2 separate regions of the Homo sapiens genome follow, and region 2 is linked to region 1. The links are chromatin loops, found by intact Hi-C in ENCODE. Cell type or tissue: dorsolateral prefrontal cortex. All regions are shown on one strand.

What was found. A loop is a pair of places that touch in the nucleus more often than their neighbours do. Peaks named below come from ENCODE experiments on the same cell type or tissue, not always from the same donor. Only the 100,000 strongest peaks of a DNase experiment are listed, where the experiment ranks them.
Region 2: it touches region 1 in a loop (2.2-fold over the local background); 5 of 110 quality-filtered maps call a loop at or near these places.

Annotation. Positions count from the first base shown.
Region 1 is chr6:53,722,976-53,730,975 of GRCh38, forward strand. LOC124901334 (a long non-coding RNA gene) reads left to right here and starts at 3,796. Exons shown (of 3, transcript XR_007059620.1): 1 at 3,796-3,980. RefSeq lists an enhancer at 7,259-7,776. In dorsolateral prefrontal cortex, CTCF peaks have their summits at 3,036 (motif pointing left), 3,235, 5,819 (motif pointing left) and 6,022; DNase peaks (open chromatin) are centred at 3,036 and 5,796; H3K4me3 peaks cover 274 bases; H3K27ac peaks cover 1,356 bases.
Region 2 is chr6:53,100,818-53,108,817 of GRCh38, forward strand. It overlaps FBXO9 (F-box protein 9), which reads left to right. Exons shown (of 13, transcript NM_033480.3): 13 at 1-56. Among named protein-coding and RNA genes, the nearest start is that of FBXO9, 39 kb to the left of the region's middle. In dorsolateral prefrontal cortex, a CTCF peak has its summit at 3,664 (motif pointing right); no DNase peak of the experiment used is centred here; H3K27ac peaks cover 116 bases.

The DNA of each region.
Region 1 (8,000 bases):
CGATTTCAAAGGGCTGCCCCACAAAGACTGAAAGTAAAAAACTTTGCTGGTCTTGACCTTTCCTCTAAGTAAAATGGAAAACAACAACAAACGAACAAACAAAACCCACCTCTCCTAAGAACGCATAGTAAGAACAAGCTCCTGGCGGCTGGGTGTGGTGGCTCACGCCTGTAATCCCAGCACTTTGGGAGGCTGAGGTGGGCCAGTCACCTGAGGTCAGGAGTTTGAGACCAGCCTGGCCAACATGGTGAAATCCCGTCTCTATAAAAAATTACAAAAATAAGCCAGGTGTGATAGTGCATGCCTGTAATCCCAGCTACTTGGGAAGCTGAGGCAGGAGAATTGCTTGAACCCGGGAGGCGGAGGTTGCAGTGATCCAAGATTGTGCTCCAGCCTGGGAGATAGAGTGAGACTCTGTATCAAAAACAAACAAACAAACAAACACCAAAAAACTTCTGTGCAGGTTTGGGGCTCCAACTCACACTGCTTGCATGGTCTCTCCAAATCCCAAGCCAAGAAGGTAAAGTAGTAGTACCAGGCTGGTAGCATTCTTCTCCCTTATGCTCCTGGCCAAAGCAAACATAAATTCTTTCTGGGTAAACCAACAACAACCCAGACATACAGCATTCCTGCAGATAATGCTCCAATAACTATGAACTCACAGAATCAAATAATTTTTTTTTGTAAAAAAAGGAAACAAAGTCCAATAAGCAGGAGTTAGCTAAGAAAACCTGCAGAGGAATCACATTTACAAAGATTTCAGATGTTAACGTTAGTGTTTGCAGAATATAAATGATTTAGAAGTTTGAGGAAGAAATTAGGAAATCAGAATTACATACCAGGAAGAGACTGTTAACTGACTAGGTAGATTTCAAAAGAAACAATTGTACGCTCACCCCTCCCACTGCCCTCACACAAAACAAATGAAAACAACATTCAATGGATGGACTGAACAACAGATTAGGTGCAGGCAGAGAGTATTGGTGTACTGAGAATTATCTGAAGAAATTACACAGACTATAGTACGAAGACACAAAATAAATGGGAAATATCACAGACAAGCTAAAAAAAAAAAAAAAAAAAGAGGAGATTTAATATTAAAGTTCCAGAAGGACAGAAAAGAGAATGGGGAGAAGATACTAGCTAAGAATTTTCCGAAAGTGATATGATATGTGATGTGGTGTGCTGTTCCATAGATCCAGGACGCCTGAAGGGCCCCACGCAAAAAATAAAAAAATAAAACTACAAAAAAAACTCTCACCAAAGTACATCATAATCAAATTTCATATTATCAAAGATAAAAAGAAGCTCTTAAAAGCAGCCAGAGAAAAGACATATTTACAAAGAACTGCATTTAGACAGAGTTCAACTTTATTTTATTACCATGATTGCTCTGAGGAACTGATTCCTACATGCCAGCCATTAGCCCTCGTTTCTTTGAATGCTGCCCAGATGGGCCTGCAGTATTGCCAGGTGGACCTCTGCACAAGTAGTAGCAGTTACATTCATGTCTTATTTCAGGTAAGTGGGATTATGTCCATTTTGATGTCTCCCCTGGAAGTCTGACCTGAAAGGATTGTATCAACCAATCCTCTTATCCTCTGGGAAAAGGAGACAAAGGACAAAGGACAGGAAAGGAAGGGGAGGGGAGGGGAGGGGAAGGGGAGGGGAGGGGAAGGGGAGAGAAGGGAGAGGAGGGGAGGGTGTGGTCACCTGGGGCTGGCTGCAACCTAAGATCACTGTCCTTCTTACAAGTTGGACTTCTCTCCACGGACTCTCTCTTCAGCAACCCCATGAGTACTCCCTCCCCTCCCTCAGATTCAGGTGTAGTGACAGCTTGCTGTTAAAGCTCTGAGCTACTTTCTGCACCATCTCATGAGGGTCCCTTGCACTCTGCCCATGCATTAGTAAATAAACCATCCCAGAATGATCCTACCTTGGGCATGCCATCTGCTTCCTGTTAGGAACCTGACTGAATAACTTTCCAGCTTCTTCAGGACTCTGGAAACTCTTTGAGAGCTAGAATCCACTTTTCTTGCTTTTGATTCTCTCTGCATTTAGGGGAGAAATATTCCAGAAAGACTGATAGAAATACCAGCATTATGAAATAGAAATATAAAACACGTGCTCACCAAAAGCCTTCCTTAAACTCACTCTGTTTCCATCAAAATGAAACGATGGAGGTTGAGTACTGTCTATCACTCTTGGAGATGCTGTCTGTGTGGTCCACGTGTAGTTGGTTTCTTGGGCTAGTTCTCATGTGAAGCAAATCCCTGTCCCTAAGTGTCTCTTATCGTTTGCTGCACAAAATTAGGGAAAGCATGGAAAGTTTTTGGAAGTGTTTCATGAGACTTAGGAAGGCCACTGTAGCCCCTGATTAGCTCATTTTATATCCCTGAAGTGAACATGTGCCATGTCTGTACTGAGATAAATCACCGTTTCAAATAATCTCAAAATTCCCTTCTCTCGTTACCTCTGAAGCAGCCTATTTCCATGTTCACTGCAGAAAAGTCTCATTACTCAGCCGGGCGCGGTGGCTCACGCCTGTAATCCCAACACTTTAGGAGGCCGAGGTAGGCGGATCACTTGAGGTCAAGAGTTCAAGACCAGCCTGGCCAACATGGTGAAATCCCGTTTCTACTAAAAATACAAAAATTAAATTAGCCGGGCGAGGTGACGCGGGCCTATAGTCCCAGCTACACGGGAGGCTGAGGCAGGAGAATCGAGAATCGCTTGGACCCGGGAAGTGGAGGTTGCAGTGAGCCGAGATCGCGCCACTGCCCTCCAGCCTGGGAGACAGAGAGATACTCTGTCAAAAAAAAAAAAAAAAAGTCTCATTACTCAAAGTTATTAAAGCAATTGTTACCTTTGGTGCCTACCCTTTTCCTGGTCATATTTCAAAGCAACCTTCCTTGCTAGATAATTTATTCTATGCTTGTTTTATGAATGGCTTCCCTGTGACTCCTCCAGCTGCTGAAATCCTGCGCTCCCCAAATGGTGCGCTTGAGTAGCTGCTCTGCCCTGCGCTGCCCTCTAGCGGCACAAGTGTGTCAGAGCAGCGGCTCCCCTGCCTTCCCGCAGCAAGGGGCTGCCAGTATTGAATTCTCCAGCCCTCACCATTTCTCGGCCTCCAGTTTCCTGTTTCTTGCTAGAGTTCTCCCTCGCTGCAGCCTCTTGACCAGAAGAGGATCAACTTGAATGGTCAGCGGCTTTCCTGAACCCTAGTTTGAGTCAAAGTGCCCCCGAAATACAGAAAATCTTGCTGTACACCCTACACCACTTTGGAGCAACTCGTTCGGAATGCAGCCCTTTTGACGTTAACCTCCCATTCAGCACCCTTGGCAAGCTGAAAAAAAGATGTGGCTGGGCCAGATTCACCACCCTTATCCCCACCTCCTCTTACATCTTTCTCCACCCTCCCATCACACTCTCTCCTGACGGAGAGGAGCTATTTGGAAAGACAAAGTAACATGACAAAATTAAGTAATATGTCAGCATAATAATTGGAGGTGAGTGGTACCAGCAGTAAGGGTTGTCAGTCGTGTGGATGCTTTTTTTTTTTTTTTTTTGACGGAGTCTCGCTCTGTCGCCCAGGCTGGAGTGCAGTGGCGCTGGATCTTGCCTCACTGCAACCTCTGCCTCCCGGGTTCAAGCAATTCTCCTGCCTCAGCCTCCCGAGTAGCTGAGACTACAGGCATGCACCACCATGCCCAGCTAATTTTTGTATTTACTTTAGTAGAGACGGGGTTTCACCATGTTGACCAGGCTGGTCTCGAACTCCTGGCCTCAGGTGATCTGCCCGCCTCGTCCTCCCAAAGTGCTGGGATTACAGGCGTGAGCCACCGTGCCTGGCCCTTGTAGGTGCTCTAAGATGAAGAATTCCAAACTGCTAACCGTCAGCACACGTCGTTCATAAGAAAGCACAGCAGAGGATGCCATCCAGAGTCCAGGATGAAGCCAAGAGGGAGCCTCTGGAGCCGGTAAATCTGTCTCTGTTATTCAGTGATGAGGCTGGGACTCTCAAGGAAGGGCAGAAAGGCACCCAGAGGATTCTGAAGAGAGAGACCAAAGGGAGGGGCTTTCCAATGCCTATCTGAGGGGGACCCTTTACAAATTACAAAGTGACTAATGAAAAAGGTAAAAATGAACATTTTGCAACATTATCTACCCTCTGCATACTCATTTCTATTTTCATATTGTTTTCTTTGTGATAACGTATTTTACCTGCGAACTATCTCAGGTGTTGAAGTGCAAGTTAAAAAATTACATAAGTTGGGGCGCGGTGGCTCACGCCTGTAATCTCAGCACTTTGCGAGGCCAAAGCTGGTGGATCACTTGAGGTCAGGAGTTCAAGATCAGCCTGGACAACACGGTGAAACTCCGTCTCTACTAAAAATGCAAAAGTTAGCCTTGGTGGCGCAGGCCTGCAAGCCCAGCTACTCAGGAGGTTGAGGTGGGAGAATCGCTTGAACCCAGGAGGCAGAGGTTGCAGTGAGCCAAGATCACCCCACCACACTCCAGCCTGAGCGACAGAGCAAGACTCCATCTCAAAACAAACAAACAAACAAAACTGAGGTGTAGATTGTAATCTCAGAAAAAAAGTCACATAATATTAAAGTAGAAGGTTCAATTATTTCCTGGTGCTAAAAGAAAATGATATTGCCCGCGTCCCTAGCTGTCATCTTATGTTTCCCCTGTGAAATATCACCAGTGTATAACTCAGTAGGCCTCAACCCTGACTGCACTGTAAAATAACCTAGAGAGTTTTCAAACATTGAATCAGAACAGGGAGGTAGAGAGAGAGCTGGACATCTGAAAGTTCCCTGATTGATGTGAACGTGTAGCATGGCTTGAGAACCACATTAGCGTTCATCATTCCAGGTGCATTTGGTGGTGTGTCAGAGGAATGGGGACATTCCAACAAGATTGCTGTGAGGAGACCACCCTCACATAGCAGCCATCAGCCCTCATCATTCCTAGAGGACTACCCAGTCTGGTTCGTGGCATTCCCGGGTGTAACTCTGCTTACACAATAGGAATGATATTCAGATGGGCTCATTTCAGGTCAACGTGGTTATGCTGTTTTCTTCCTAAGTTGTTTTTACCCCAAATCTTCTGAAAACTAGAAGTTTATGGTTAAAAAACAACAGGTTTTAGTACTAGCTATTGGCTTTTTTCTTTTATTTTGCATTTGGATATTAATTTTCTCGGTTATATATTATTATACAGAAAACAGTTTCTCAAAAAAAAAATTCCCTCTTTTTCTTTTCTCTCTCCTTCACCCAGTGACTTCTGATTTGGCCTTTGAGCCTCCAACACTCTCAGCCATCCCATCTGCTCACCCCACCTGAAATCCCAGTTCCCCTCCTTTGAGCTCATATTGCATTTGGGACATTATTGTCTCTTGATTAATTCACTTGTCTGTCTGCCCACCTACACCGTAAACCTATAGAGGAAAATAACAAAGAAATACTTGTGTTTATATCCCCAGTTCTCAGTACAGTCTCTGGCACATGGAAAGGGCTGAAATATTTTAGTAAATGAAAGTTATCAAAGTTATGAAACTTCAGATTTCACTGGAAGAGTGTTTTCTTCCAATGAAATCCTGTTTCAATGCAATTTACGTAGTAGTGCTTGCCTGCCCACCCACTGTTCTGCTCCTAGAAGGGTGAAGTGCAGGGGTGGAAATGCTTTTAAGTGTGAAGGTCTGCTCAGCATTCAGCTCATCCTTCAAAGGAAACTTTTCAATTTCCCCTCCGGAGAAAGCGTCTGAAAACAGAAGTGGTCTGCTCTGCCCTCTAGCGGTGGCCCTGTGGCAGAACACTTTTAAAGATTGTCTTTGGAACTGCTATGTCAACGCTCTCCAGAGTGGTATTGGAATGCCAGTCTGTATAATAACCTGTATATTACCCAGTTATTATTTCAGCTTTTCGCCACTGTTTTCTGTAAGGGAGTCCTTTGCTCAAGGGTCTGTAGTTATATTCAGCAAGAACACCTCCCCAGAAGGAGGTTTGTGTGTTGAAGAACAGAGTCCTCAGCACTAGAAATCTCGGAGGGGTTCCTGGCAGCATCCCACAGGCCGCTTGAAATGTGTTTTTTTCTTTCATACTCCAGATCAAGGGTGTCCAATCTTTTGGCTTCCCTGGGCCACATTGGAAGAAGAATTGTCTTGGGCTACACATAAAAGATACTACACTCACGCCTGTAATCCCAGCACTTTGGGAGGCCGAGGCGGGCGTATCACGAAGTCAGGAGATCGAGACCATCCTGGCTAACGTGGTGAAACCCCGTCTCTACTAAAAATGCAAAAAAAATTAGCTGGGCGTGGTGGCGGGCGCCTGTAGTCCCAGCTACTGGGGAGGCCGAGGCAGGAGAATGGCATGAACCTGGGAGGCGGAGCTTGCAGTGAGTCGAGATCGCGCCACTGCACTCCGGCCTGGGCAACAGAGCAAGATTCCGTCTCAAAAACAAAACAAAACAAAACAAAACAAAACAAAACAAAACAAAACAATAAAACCACTACACTAATGATAGCTGATGAGCTAAAAATAAATAAATAAATAAATAATTTCATAATGTTTTAAGAAAGTTTACGAATTTGTGTTGGGCTGCATTCAAAGCCGTCCTGGTCTGCATGTGGCCTGCAGGCCGGGGACTGGACAGGCTTGCTCTAGATATTTTTCCTTACGGTACTGGAGCATTTGGGGAGATCAGGGCTGAGTAAGGCTCTAGGCATTACAGTCCCTCAGGGTTCATATTAAAATAAAATTCTACAATAATGACCCAATGTGGCCCAATACAGCTGACCCACAGTACATTATGAGGTATTTAATCAACTCTCTTTGGCTTAAAGAAAATATTTTTGTTTCTGAGTTTTATCGTGGTTGATAGTGGTGGTGTAGCAATTTGCTTATTTGTTTGCTGGGCTTTTTAATCAATCATGACGATAGAAAGCTGTTGTTGGGGCTTAAGGGAAGAAATGACAACCTAATCTGAAATGTCACCAAAGCCAGCAACTGTGGGGAACCTACCAAATAAAATCTGTTGATAAGATAAAAGGCTATTCGGATTCTGATCTGACAACCTTTTTTTTTTTTCTTTTTTTTCTTTTTTTTTTTTAGATAGGGGCTATGTGATGCGGAAGGTAAGGGAAGGTAGAGAAAAGTGTATAATATCTGCAAAAAGATCATTCCCATTGCCTGTATACACCACTGTTTCGTATGGACTGCATTTTTGCTGGCAAACTGCAAACACTTTCTCCAAACTGCAGACACATTTTGAGTCCCAACAATGTGCATGGTTCACAAAGCAATTTGTAGTCATGGTTTCTTTTACAAAATGATGATGTTTAAGAACATCTTGTAATTAGGTCAAAGGAAAACAGTGTTTATTCTATGAGCTGAGGATAGGCTGCAAGTCTGAGTTCTAATTAACACAGTGGTTGATTCACTAATGCCAAGTGTCTGTTGTTAATGAAGACATGAAAGCAGTCCCGCAGGTAACATTTTGTAAGGGGCTTCTTTACAGCAGCAGTTCACTTGGGCAAACAATGACAGCAATCCACACCCTCATCCAGTCTAATGAAATGCGTAGCTATTTACTGGATTCTTTTTACCTCAAACCCACTTGGGAGAAAATAGAGATTTTTCCCAATAAATGTGTACGGTAAGGCCTTTGGAAATATGCAAGTATTCATAGCTACAAGTATTAAACCATGCACTTTGAGCCAGTACGAATAGCAGCAAGGCTTAAGAGAGAAGGCTTTTTAAAAAATTTTTTTTATTTTTTATTTTTTTTCTAATGCTAGATCACAATGGACTTCATCAGAGCCCTGGAGAGCTAGAGTCAGAATAGGCCAAAGCAGGAACTCTTGCTCCACATTATGCTTTCTTTTTGCAGCATTAAGGCTTTGGCTGAAATGCTAATGATGAAAACAATCTCCTTGGGAACCTGTAGGTTTCCACCTTGTCCCAGGCCTGGAGAGATTAAAATGTTATGAC
Region 2 (8,000 bases), 620 kb before region 1:
TTTTCTAATTTAATGGTAGTGTAAACGTTTTTGGAATAAACATTCCTGTGGCTAAATCTTTGCATACTTCTTGTATTATTACTTTAAGATGTTTCTAAGAAGTAGAATGACTGAATCAAAGAGTGAACATTTTAAAATATCTTAAAATATACATTTGGTAAATAATGTATACACTGTAGAAAAACTGGAAAATAGATGAGCAGACAGAATAAAATGTAAATTACCTGTAGTCACCTCATCCATTATTCACTTTTTGATTTTAATCATCCTGGCCTTTCACATGTATGTGTGATTTTTCAGTCATACAGTGAAACACTTCCAGTTCTGTCTCCTTTATCTGATGCTTTCATGCTCTGGATCTTAAAACCTGGCCAGTCATTTCCCCAGTGATGGATGCTGAGTGTCAGCAACAGCTCTAGGTAAGTTGGCAACCATGACATGTATGGGCTAAGGCTTGCAAGGCTTCTCTGGCCACACAGAATCCAATTGCAGTCAGAGCAGAAACAGAAGCCAAGGCGATGCAGTGGGATCCCAGTTTCACAGTGACCATCCATTGGTCACTGTGACCAGTCACGATAGCCTCCACATCCAAAAAGTGATTTCAGTCTTTGGTTATGTATAGTGAACAACACCTGCACATTTATCTCCACTGTCTCCTGAAACTCCACTAAAATAGTAGTAAAGAAATAGGGCTGGGTGTGGTGGCTCATGCCTGTAATCCCAGCACTTTGGGAGGCTGAGACCAGGGGATCACTTGAGTGAGGGCAACATAGGGAGTTTGAGGGTAACATAGGGAGACCACTGTCTTTCAAAAAAAAAAAAAAAAAAAGAAAAGACTTAAGTCCTTCAAGACAGGGAGGACAGGAGAGGTGCTGAAAGCAGACAGGACAGGTTAGAATTTGGAAAATAGAAAGCAGGTGGGCAAGTGGTAAAGTGGCATTAAGCATGGGCTGTGTGTTGAAGTGCTAGATCCACGACTGAGTTCGAGCAAGTTAGTTAACTCTCCATGTCATGATAAATTAGAGGAAATATTATCATAATACCTACCCACAGAGTTGAAAGGAGTAACAGATAACACTCCACGTTAATTGCATAGGACAATGCCTGACTGAGTTGGTGCTCAGTAAATAGCAGCCATTATATGTATTATAACTGTTGCTGTTCCAGAGAGATCTGAGACCTCAGCCAGAAGCAGGGGAAGCTAAAAAGTGCAAATCAACTCAACTGGCCTCCCATGGAAGGTAAGGTACCACATGGAAACAGCAAGACCCTGCGGGAAGTATCCCCAGCCAACTCCCAGAACTCAAGTTGTCAGGCTCACACCATCAGGCAGGAAAGTGGAGGCTTCCCCTCTAGGAAAAGACCCCTTCCCACAAAAAAAAGACCTACGGATACTGACATTTAGGAATCAACAGAATAGGTCCTCTCCCACGCCTCTCAGTCAGCAAGTACCACCTACCCACGTAGTTTCTAGTTAACATCGTAGTGGCTCCTTCTTGGCTATCAATGGACAAGCAAGGAACACCAAGTATTTGAAGACAAAGTCTAAATGAGTGACAGAGAATCAGACTTTTTAAATAAGCAGAGAAAGGGGACATGATGGAAATAAAAAAATGCAGGTAGTAGAAGAAATCTGAAAAACAAAATTCTATTTCTTCAAAGACATGGAAGAAGAAACAAGAACAAAAGGCTATGAGGAAACATTGGAAGTCAGAGCCTTTGAATAATACTTAATGTGATAGTGAAATATGTTTAAATGTCAGATGACACATAGAATGTCAAAGCTGGAAGTTTCCCTAGAAGTCACTTACTGACCAACTATCCCCATGTGGAGGTGAGGAAATGGGGGCTCATGAAGGGTGAAGTTGTTTGCCTCAGGTGGTATAACCAGGACCCTCACAAATTAAAGGCGTGTATTCATGCAGAGGGCCTGGCAGTTGTAAGCACTCAGTAAATTCTAGTCTTAATAATGTTTATTAAGAACTTAGATGTTACTGCATGATCTTACTTATTTGTAAAATCTAAAAAAGTCAAACTGATAGAAGAGAGTAGAGTGGTGGTTACCAGGGGCTGGAGGGAAGGGTGGATGGGGAAAGCAGAGATATTAGTTCAAGGGTATGTAAAGTTTCAGCTAGGAGGAATACATTCTAGTGATCTGTGGCATAACATGGTCACTGTAGTTATTAACAATGCATATGTTTAAATGGCCAAAAGAGCATATTTTAAATGTTCTCACCACAAAGAAAGGATAAGTATATGAGGTGATAGATACGTTAATTAGTCTGATTTGCTCATTTTGCAATGTGTACATGTATCAAAACATCACATTGTACTCCACAAACATGTACCATTATTTGTTAATTTAAAAATGCAGAGAATCAAGAACTTATATGTTCAACCTGGGCAACATAGACCTCATCTCTAGAAAAAATAAAAACAAAATTGGCCAGGCATGGTGGTACGTGCCTGGAGTCCCAGCTATTCAGAAGCCCGAGAAGTGGAGGCTGCAGCGAGCCAAGATCACGCCACTGCACTCTAGCCTGGGTGACAGAGTAAACCCTGTTTTCAAAAGAAAGAAAGAAAGAAATTATATGCAAGTAATAATAAAGTTGTTTAAAAACTTTGAGAGATTATGTGTTAAGTATGGGGCAGAAGGCCTTCTTTTATATGGATTATCTCATTTGTGCTCACAACACACAGGTATTATTGTTCCTATTTTATAAATAAGAAATTTCAGGTTAAGAGAGTTTAAATAAACTTGTCAAGCTCATCCTGGTTACTGAGTAGTGGAGCAAGGCTAACTCCAGAATGCTTTCTCATAGCCAGAGCCAGGAGTAGAGTCCAGTTCTAAAGAAATAACATCAAAACTCCAATATGTTACAATTCCCACTGGAGCTTAGACCAGCGCTGCCCACTAGAAATATAATTTGAACCACATATGTAATTTTTAAGTTTCTAGAGCCATTTTTTTATTAAAAAGGTGAAGTTAATTTTAATAATTTATTTTAATCCAGTACTATCCAAAACAGTATCATTTTGACACGTACTCAATATAAAAATTACTAATGGGATTTTTTTACACTTTAAAAAATTCTAAATCTTTGGAATCTGGAGTGTAATTTACACTTCCAGCACACTTCTACTGGCTTAGCCATGTTCCAAGTGCTCATAGCCACATGTGACCAGTGACTACTGTAATGGACAGCGCAGCCATCAACCAAGGGGTACATCATAAGAAAGAGAGTCAATGGATGGTGTGTGTCAAGTTCAACCTCACAGTTTCTCTCCTTGTGTAATTGGCATAGGGATAGGTAAGCCGAGCAGGGAGCTAATACCCAATTAATTGTTAGGCTCAGTACCTATGTATACTTCTCCTGATTCCACCAGAAGGTGTCCCTTGTCTGTCTCCAAAATATTCCACATTGCCTCTATCCCAGCAGTTATCACATTCCATTTTAATTCTGTTTTTACATGCGAATGCCCTCCATCAAACTGTGGTTGAGGACAGGGTCCATTTCTTTTAAATCTCTGATTCCAAAGCACCTCTCTGTTGTGAACATGAGATAAAAGGATCCCTATAAAGCACTGGACACATTTCATGGGCTCTTGATGCTCTATTGGAAGAAACTAACAAAAGCATCCTTTTGTCACTAGGTGACACTCTTGTCCCAGCCTTTTTGTTTTTGCTCTTATTCTTCATAGTGTTAGGGGGAGCTGATTTTCACATTCACAAGAAAATAGGAACACCCCAGATCTTTCTGACTGACTTTCAAAGCTGCAAGTGACAGGATCTAAGATTTAAGGTGTATATTCAAACAGAAATGCCATTTTTGTGACAGTGCCCTAACTCCTGCCATGCCAACTCTTCAGCAAGTAGCCCAGAAATCTCAGTTTTCTTGGCCATTGTTTTTTTTTTTTTTTTTTTTTTTTAATCTGGCCAGTTTGTCCTGGCTGCATGAGGAAATTGAATATCCTGATTTGGAATGAATAGGAAAGGGATCCTGGGATAGTATCTGAGGTTGGGGTTGTTGAGATCCAGAAGAGGGGCCAACCTGTCCCCATTTGACAAGCAAGTGGCCTGATTTGTGACTCTCTTGAGAGGCCCACAGCCCCTCTTGCTGTGGTCTAATGCTCAGTGCAGAGTTTTTGGGGGATCACTGTTAAATCCACTCAAGGCTTCCATATTTGCACCTTCTTCTTATGAATCCAGTAAATATCTAGCAGCAGAATTGAGATTCAGAAAACTGTGCAAGACTATCCTAAGAATGCTGGCCAATTCTGGACATGGTGTGCATGTGTGTGTATGGTAGATTGAAGAAGGATAGTGTGGAGATTGCATAAGCAGCATAGGCTTCTTTTGCTGAAATGGCTTTTCTGTGCAGACTAACTTTTCCTCAAGTCCTGGAAATACATCCAGCCCAATTTATTGTATTCAGGCCAAAGGAGCAGTAAGTTGAAACCTGCTCTATAAGTAGGGTGATCAAATAGTCAATTTATTGTCAAAATCAGGACACTTTTTAGAGGAAAGAGTAGTGTTTTTTTTGTAATTGCACTGGAACAGCAAGCATAAATCGGGAGGCTCCTGAGCGAACTGGGATGGATGGTCACTATACTCAAGGCATGGCCAGTGCCCTACATTTGGCTTTTTGTCAGATGTAACTCAGAATGAAGGTTATCCATTCTTTTCTGGCTATTTTTCTTCCTCTATAGAAGAGAAGAAAATACCAGCGGTGTTTCCTAGTGTGTGACGAGTAGAGTGACGATTAGACCTCACTAATTTCCATGATTTTACCAGGAAAACCACTTTGCAGAAGGGTCCAATGTATCTGTTGCCCTGCACTGGATTCTGAAGTCCCTCGGAATGCTCACTGACTTCTGCATTTGGCTAACAGAGGCTTTAGTACCAGGAATTCCCAACAGCTTAAAAAAGTGAATCCATATCAGATAACAGTTTCTACTTTTCTCATGATCTGTTCTTTATTCCCATCTGATTTCTTTAATGACTAGCTAATTTCCTCCAGGCCTGGACCTATAATCCCAAATTAATGTGGACAGTTGCAGAGAGATATCTTTCTTTGCCTTATAGTTTGTATGTCTTTGAAGTGTGTAGCTAAAAGCAAAGTCTCCTCTCTTTGCTTGTTCCTTCATCCCCAACAGGGGTGTGTACCTCTGCACTATCTCCTAGAGGAGTGGATGTATTTTGAGCACTGCGATATAAAGAGCCAACTGCATGGTGTGGTGCAAAGACCACAAACTGGGTCAGAAGACATGAGCTCAGTGAACCTAGCACAGATCCTGACCCTAGCAGATACTCAGTAAATGTGAGCTGATTCCCAATCAGATCATTATAGTTAACCATTGCAGTGGAGGGAAGACTTCTGTGGCTTCTACCAACACTGTGTCAGAGGAGTTCTTTGCCTGGGTGCCCCCAATTCAAACCTAGTAGATGCTAGGACCATTCAGAGCAAGTGAGAACTACCAACACTGAGGCCTCTACAGATCTTTCAGCTTTGGATCTTTCAGCTTTGGAGCCTTTAAATCTTAAACATGATTCCTTTAGGTCCCTGGGGACCTGAATAAGAAAGAATCATATTCTACCCAGACATGAACGAGTAAGGCCTTCCTCTAACTCAGAATTTGACAGGAGAAGTAGGGAAGTATCATAAAACAGTGGACAGAATCCGGACTTTGGGGTTAGATAGCCCTGGGTTTTTAGTTGTTTTTGTTTGTTTTTTTTGGAGATGGGGTCTCACCCTGTCGCCCAGGCTGGAATGCAGTGGCGTGGCCTCCTGAGTTGAAGGGATTCTCTTGCCTCAGCTCCTGAGTAGCTGGGACTAGAGGGGCACCATGCCCCGCTAATTTTTTGGTATTTTTAGTAGAGATGCGGTTTCACCATATTGGCCAGGCTGGTCTTGAACTCCTGACCTCAGGTGATCTGCCTGCCTCAGCCTCCCAAAGTGCTGGGATTACAGGCATGAGCCACTATGCCTAGCCAGCCCTGAGTTTGAACACCCACCCTTACCAGCATCTACTTAGTCAAAGTCACTTACCACCTGGAGCCTCATTTGTAAACTGGGGATAATGAAAACTACCTGCAGGGTTGCTATGGCAATAAATACTACAGATGTTAGGTCCCAGCACATAATAGGCTCTCCATATGGAATCTATTATTATCTAAAAGGACAGTAACACTTAGGGTCAGTTGAGAAAATAGCTCTGTACTAAGAAGGGACCAATGACTGGGAGATGCCAGAAAGCAGACTCTAAAATCATAAATCTCAAAACAACAACCCTAAGACTGTACTTGTGAGCCATTTCAACTATGTAGTTTATAGGAGCAATCCCTTTACACTACAGCAAGTTAAGCTTCAACTTAAATCAATGGCTGGGCTTGATCCATTGGTAGTGGTTGTCTGAAGTGCTGGTTAAGAAATATTCTGCTGCTGAGTCAACTCAGTAGGGATGCGTGCCATGGCTGACTGATCAGCGATGCCTGCTCTGGGCACAGGATTGGGAAGCAGAGGCAAGTATGCCAAATAGTTACCCTGTGTTCCTCACCCACCAGCGGATGAGACTGCCCTTAATACAGGAAAGAATTTGCAAGTCTAGAGTAGCACTCAGGCTTTGGGTAGCTTAGGGGAAATAAATGAAAGGTAGTGATGCGCCAAAGACTGATGCAAATAGGAAGGTTTGGGAGATTGTGGGAAATCTTGATAGTATGTAGGCAAATTTCAATGATTTCCTAACCCTACCCAGGAGCAGCCCCACAACAGTAGTCAAAAGGGCCTGAGCAATTGCCTCTAAGAGCCAAGAGAAAATTCTGAATATTGGGAAACCCTAAGTCAGTCCACAGAGCCTGAGTTAAAGTGCAGGAGGAGATGGGAAGCACAACAGAGTATAAGGTAAAATTAAAGCAAATGCCCAACCTTGTCTTTGGAAACATTCGATTAAGAAGCAGTAGCTTGGGCCGGGCGCGATGGCTCACACCTATAATCCCAGCACTTTAGGCCGAGGCTGGTGGATCACCTGAGGTCAAGAGTTAGAAACCAGCCTGGCCAACATGGTGAAATCCCGTCTCTACTAAAAAATAAAAAAATTAGCTGGGTGTGGTGGCGCATACCTGTAATCCCAGCAACTTGGGAGGCTGACGCAGGAGAATCGCTTGAACCTGGGAGGCAGAGGTTGCAGTGAGCCAAGATCATGTCATTGCACTCCAACCTGGGCAACAAGAGCGAAACTCCATCTCAAAAAAACAAACAAACAAACAGAAAAACACTAGCTTGGAAACAGCCAAAATGGTCGAGAGCAAGAAAGCCTTAAATGTCCCACAAAGTAATGCTCCTTCCAAAAATCTAATGGCCTTCCTGTAATTGCTGAATGACGTCTCAATACATCTGTTTTGAGAGCTCTAATCTTGAGCAGAATTGAGTAAGAAAAAGTACAGCCTGTTTCTTTCTTAATGATAGAGTAGAAAAGATGACCTTTATAGAGGTCATGGAGATTATAAATAGCAAATTCCTATTCCTAGCCCTGCGTGCCCCCTGCCCCAACTCAACAAGAAATAGCAGCATTTGAAGCAGACCTTCTGAGTTAGGAAAAATAATCCTGAAGAACTTGAAGAGTCAGGAGAAAAGTAAAGATCAAGAGCCTTAACTTTAAGAAAGAACAAGTTTTGGAACAGGCTCTTCTTCTCCTACCAAGACTGTCATTAAGCAGGTTTCTCTTGACGTGAGAACAGCTGCTCATGTGGCCACTTTGTTGCTTGTACCCTGAGGGCCAGCTGCATGAAGGGGCATGGTACAGCTCTCCCCCTAATCTTTTTAAGTTTTTTTTTTTTTTTGTAAATCTTTTTAATTTTGGTACCATTCCTACTGAAGTCTTTCTGAGACAGCCAATATTCTTTTGTCTTTTCTTCCTACATTTTCCAATGGCACAGCAGACTGGGAAGCACCTGTGAGTTTTTCACATTTTTTGGCAAACATTAATATATCAATTCTGGC